2 separate regions of the Homo sapiens genome follow, and region 1 is linked to region 2. The links are chromatin contacts, found by Hi-C or POLR2A ChIA-PET in ENCODE. All regions are on one chromosome and are shown on one strand. Each heading gives the region's core, a stretch centred on a gene start or an enhancer-like site at or near the end of the contact. The rest is flanking DNA. Distances are from core to core; before and after follow the strand shown. Region 1 has its middle 11 kb from the start of CYP2B6. Region 2 has its middle 28 kb from the start of NUMBL.

Region 1 (2,770 bases), core at 146-2,645, 320 kb after region 2:
TCACCGAAGTGGGTGGATCATCTGAGGTCAGGAGTTCGAGAGCAGCCTGGCCAACGTGGTGAAACCCTGTCTTTACTGAAAATACAAAAATTAGCTGGGTGTGCTGGTGCTTGCCTGTAATCCCAGCTACTCAGGAGGCTGAGGCAGGAGAATCACTGGAACCCGGGAGGTGGAGGTTGCAGTGAGCCAAGATGCCTCCATTGCACTCCAGCCTGGGTGACAGAGCGAGACTCCATCTCAAAAAAAAAAAAAAAAAAAGAACGCAGTTCAGAAGAATTCCTCAGGAGATTAAGGGTCCCCACCTGCTTTGTCCACAGAGTTTATGTCCTTCTCAAGAAGGGTGTGAGAGAGATACACAGAGAAATGTCTAGGGATACAGGGCTCTTTTATTGCTAGTTTTTTTTTTTTTTTTTTTTTTTTAAGATGGAGTCTCACTCTGTTGCCCAGGCTGGGGTGTTGTCCAGGCTGGAGTGGAGTACTTTAGCTGTGGCAGCCCATCAGTAGCTCCCCCAGCCCATGTTTAGCTCCCTGGACCTGTCTCTAGCTCCCTCCACCTCTCTATGAATGTCTATATCTCTCCCTGTGCCAATTACACATTCCTCAAACACTTACAGTGTGTCCTCCCCATGGCATATTGAGTCTCATTTCCATCCTCACAATGACTCTATAGGGTAGGTGTATTAGTTCATTCTCATGCTGCCAATGAACACATACTTGACACTGGGTAATTTATAAAGAAAAAGAGGTTTAATGGACTCACAGTTCCACATGGCTGGGGAAGCCTAACAATCATGACAGAAGGCAAAGGAGGAGCAAAGACACATCTTACATGGAGGCAGGCAAGAGACAGAGTGTGTGCAGGGAAAACTGCCCTTTGTAAAACCATCAGATCTCGTGAGACTTATTCACTATCACGAAACAGCATGGGAAAATTCACTCCCATGATTCAATTACTTCCCACTGGGTCCCTCCCATGACATGTGGGGATTACGGGAATTACATTTCAAAATGAGATTTGGGTGGGGACACAGCCAAACCATATCATTCCACCCCGACCCCTCCTAAATCTCATGTCCTCACATTTCAAAATAAATCATGCCTTCCCAACACTCCCTCAAGGCCTTAACTCATTTCAGCATTAACTCAGAAGTCCACAGTTCAAAGTCTCATCTGGTACAAGGCAAGTCGCTTATGCCTATAAACCTGTAAAATTAAAAACAAGTTAATTATTTCCTAGATACAATGGAGGTACTGCCACTGGGTAAATACACCCATTCCAAAAAGAGAAATTGGCCAAAATGAAGGGGCTATAGGCCCCATGCAGGTCCAAAGTCCAGCAGGGCAGTCAAATCTTAAAGCTCCAAAATGATCTCCTTTGACACCATGTCTTACATGCGGGTCACACTGTTGCAAGAGGTGTGTTCCCATGACGTCAGGCAGCTCTGCCCCTGTGGCTTGCAGAGTACAGCCCCGCTCCTGGCTGCCCTCACGGGCTGGCATTTTGTGTCTGTGGCTTTTCCAGGTGCACAGTGCAAGTTGTTGGATCTACTATTCTGGGGTCTGGACGACGGTGGCCCTCTTCCCACAGCTCCACTAAGCAGTGCCCCAGCAGAGGCTCTGTGTGGGGGCTCCAACCCCACATTTCCTTTCTTCACTTCTCTAGCAAAGTTCTCCATGAGGACTCTGCTCCCTTAGCAGACCTCTTCCTGGACATCCTGGTGTTTCCATACATCCTCTGAAATCTAGGTGGAGGTTCCCAAACCTCAGTTCTTGTCTCCTGTGCACCACAGTCCCAACACCACGTGGAAGTTTTGAAGGCTTGGGGCTTGCACCCTCTGAAGCAAACACTTGGCCAGCTTTAGTCAAGGCTGGAGTGGCTGGGAGGCAGGGTACCAAGTCCCAAGGCTGCACATAGCAGGGGATCCCTGGAGACATTTTCCCCATTGTCTTGGTGATTAACATTCTGCTCCTGGTTACTTATGCAAATTTCTGCAGCTGGCTTGAATTTCTCCCCAGGAATTGGGGTTTTCTCTTGCATCTTCAGGCTGCAAATTTTCCAAACTTTTATGCTCTGCTTCCTCTTGAATGCTTTGCTGCTTAGAAATTTCTTCTGCCAAATACCCTAAATCATTTGTATCAAGTTCAAAGTTCCACTGATCTTTTGGGCAGGGGCAATATGCCACCAGTCTCTTGGCATAGCAACAGTGGCCTTTAGTGCAGTTCCCAACAAGTTTCCCTTCTCCATCTGAAACCACCTCAGCCTGGACGTTATTGTTCATATCACTATCAACATTTTGGCCAAAGCCATTCAACAAGTCTCTAGGAAGTTCCAAACTTTCCCACATTTTCCTGTTTTCTTCTGAGTCTTCCAAACTGTTCCAACCTCTGCCTGTTACTCAGTTCCAAAGTAGCTTCCACATTTTTGGGTATCTTTAGAGCAGTGTCCCACTCCCAGTACCAATTTACTGTGTTAATCCATTCTCATGCTGCTAATGAAGACGTACTTGAGACTGGGTAATTTATAGACAAAAAGAGGTTTAATGGACTCATATTTCCACATGGCTGGAGAGGCCTCACAATCATGGTGGATGGCAAAGAAGTAGCAAAGGCACGTCTTATATAGCAGCAGGCAAGAGAGAGCAGCAGGCAAGCAAGGGAAACTTCCTTTTATAAAACCATCAGACCTCATGAGACTTATTCACTATCAGAAGAACATCACGGGAAAACCCGTCCCCATGAGTCAATCATCTCCCACAGTGTCCTTCCCACA
Region 2 (2,700 bases), core at 33-2,532:
ATGTTTTTTGAATGAATGAAGAAATTAGTGCATGGACATATTTTCCCATCAGCTATTACAATAACCAGACTCTGAGTTCCCTGAAGGCAGGGCCTGTGAGTTTCATTGTGTACCCTCAGCCCTCAATAGCTGATAAAAATAAATATTCAGAAAATGCTTGTAAAATGAAGAAGAGAATATGTATGGGACAGAAAGTAGACCAGTGGTTGCCTGGGGCTGGGACAGGGAATAGGGAGCGACTGCAAATGGGCAGAAGGGATCTTTTCAGAGTGATGGAAATGTTCTTGAATTGGCTGTGATGGCTGCAGAACTGTAAAATCACCCAAAATCAGTAAATCACTTATAATAGGTGAATTTTATGACAGGTAGATTATACCTCAGTAAAGCTGTTAAAACAAAACCAGTGTTGAGGGAGGAAATAAATGTTACCTTGGTAATACTGAGGACTCAGTAGTTATCAAGACAGCTCTCTTCCCTGCCCTCATGAGGTTTTCTGTGCAGGGCGGGGACGCCGACCCATTATAGACAGTGACAGCCTAGAGCCATCACGGCGGGATGGTGGGGAGGGGACAGGCAGAGGGGTGGGAGGCCAGGATGGGGGAAGCCCGGGCAGAGAGGTTGGGCTGGAATGGGGGGCACAGGCAGAGGGGTCGGGGCGGGGACTGGTGAGGTGCAGGCAGAGGGCAAAGGGGTCGAGGTCCAGATGGGAGATGTACAGGCAGACGGATCCGGGCCAGGGCGGGGAGGTACAGGCCCAGTTGAGGAGCATAAGGAACCATAGGAGCCCAAAGGAGGCGCCCGACCAGTCAGGGAGGACTTCCCAGAGGGGTGAATGGCTGAGCCAGGGCCTGAAGTATAATGTTCATGAATGCGACAGCAATTTTTTTTTTTTTGAGACCGAGTCTCCCTCTATCACTGGAGTGCAGTGGCTCGATTTCGGCTCACTACAACCTCCACCTACCGGGTTCAAGCGATTCTCCTGCCTCAGCCTCCCGGGTAGCTGGGACTACAGGCGCCCGCCCCCACGTCCGGCTAATGTTTGCATTTTTAGTCGAGACGGGGTTTCGCCATTTTGGCCAGGCTGGTCTTGAACCCCTGACCTCAGGTAATGCACCTGCCTCGGCCTCCCAAAGTGCTGGGATTACAGGCGTGAGCCACCGCGCCCAGCACAATTTTAATTTTTCTTAAACACTTTTCCTGCCTTAGCAAAGTCTTGGAGGGGCGGCCGCCCAGGCGCCGCGAGCGCAAGACCACGAGGGGGCGCTGCTTCACCACGCTAGAGGAGCGCTCCCGGCAACCACGTGGCCCCACAGGTGCGGGAGGTCGGCGAGCGCGCCTGGAGGGTGGACGGGGTAGGTTACGGCCAGGCAGCCCGGGGTGGCGCGTGGCCCTGCGCAGGGCAGTGGAAGCAGCGGGCCCCAGGGAGCATGAGACGCCGCGCTCCGTGGGGCGGTCCCAGCGCTGTGCAGCGAGGGGCCAGGGCTGTCCCCGGTCCTGCGCGGCCGGCTCCCGGAGAAACTGTGGCCTCCTGGGGGTGGAGCTTTAAAAAACAAAACAAAACAAAACAAAATCACCCAACAGGAAGCGGGGTGGGGGCGCCCGGCTCTGTCACCCGTGGAATGCATCAAAATAGCCTGCGCGGCCGGGGGCGGTTCCGGGAAAGGGGGCGGCCGCGAGGGGCGGGGCTGCAACGGAGGGCGGAGCTTCCCAAAGAACGGGAGAGAGGAGTGCAGAACCGGCCCCAGGGGGACGTCCTCCTGTTCCCCCAAAATGACCTCGATAGGCGTTTGTGTGGGATGGGGTTCCTGGGTAGGGCGGGGCTTTCCAGTGCGATGTCCCTGGTCTATTCTTAGCGGGCTGAAACCTGGAGAAGTGGGAGTGGGCGGTTGATCCGGGTTCCAGGGCCTCTTTGGAGCGAAAAGCTCCGTGGAGAGCCAGAGTCTCCATCCTGGGCGTGGGAGGGAAGATGGGAAATGGGCCAAGAGGAGCCTGTGGGAGGTCCTCCCCGGGACGGCCCCCTTCCATCTGCATCCGCGGGAACCGTTGTGGGGGCAGCTCTGAGAAAGGCTGCTCTGGGCGCAAGGAAGGGTGGTTGAACGAAGAGATCAGTCAGGGACGGGGTGGGGGTGCCTTGACTGTGTCCCAGATTTGCTGCGTGCTTCTGACCTCAGTTCCCCATCCTTCCAGTTGCTCAAATCCTCTCTGTCCCAGTCCTAGGCCGTTTCTGCCCCTCTCACTTCCTAGTGGTTTGCAGAGGGGAAACACTGAGGCTGCCTCTTCTGTGCCTGGCCCTGTGTTGGCACGGGGAAGTGACTGAGACGCCCCAGACCCCCTTCTCCCTCACAGTCCAGTGAGGCAGACAGACCTGCCACCAGATAGTGACAGCCCAGAATGAGTCATTGAGAGGACGGGGGAGGCACAGGCAGATGGGTCAGGGCTGGGATAGGGGAGGAGAGGGGCCTGTAGGATCCAAGGGGAGAGTGGGTGCTGCTGACTCAGTCTGGGGGGGTTGAAGAGCCGTCTGAACTTAGACCAAAAAGGTAGGATGGGGCCGGGCGCCTGTTATCCCAGCACTTTGGGAGGCAGAGACAAGAGGATCGCTTGAGGCCAGGAGTTCCAGACCAGATTGGACAACATAGCGAGACCCCCATCTCTACAAAATAATTTAAAAATCAGTTGGGCATAGTGGTGTACGCCTAT

What was found. Hi-C counts contacts between places; a loop is a spot of excess contacts on that map. ChIA-PET counts read pairs that join two places held with the same protein, here RNA polymerase II (POLR2A). Pooled maps may share reads with other maps.
Region 1: a map of MCF 10A shows a loop between it and region 2 (9-fold over the local background). The contact joins two enhancer-like sites. A Hi-C loop is called at or near these places in 19 of 168 maps with a recorded cell type or tissue (A673, CD4-positive, alpha-beta T cell, CD4-positive, alpha-beta memory T cell and 14 more), 13 of 37 single-sample maps with no recorded cell type and 30 of 50 pooled maps. POLR2A ChIA-PET finds 5 or more read pairs at or near these places in 6 of 52 experiments (CD4-positive, alpha-beta T cell, CD4-positive, alpha-beta memory T cell, CD8-positive, alpha-beta T cell and 3 more).

The regions. Positions count from the first base shown.
Region 1 is chr19:40,979,081-40,981,850 of GRCh38, forward strand. No RefSeq gene overlaps it. Among named protein-coding and RNA genes, the nearest start is that of CYP2B6, 11 kb to the right of the region's middle. RefSeq lists an enhancer at 1,832-2,695. Within about 2 kb of position 1,396, at least 4 of the 41 ENCODE cell types and tissues checked have a DNase peak (open chromatin) inside an H3K27ac peak, as active enhancers do.
Region 2 is chr19:40,661,674-40,664,373 of GRCh38, forward strand. No RefSeq gene overlaps it. Among named protein-coding and RNA genes, the nearest start is that of NUMBL, 28 kb to the right of the region's middle. RefSeq lists a silencer at 1,245-1,524. Within about 2 kb of position 1,283, at least 35 of the 41 ENCODE cell types and tissues checked have a DNase peak (open chromatin) inside an H3K27ac peak, as active enhancers do.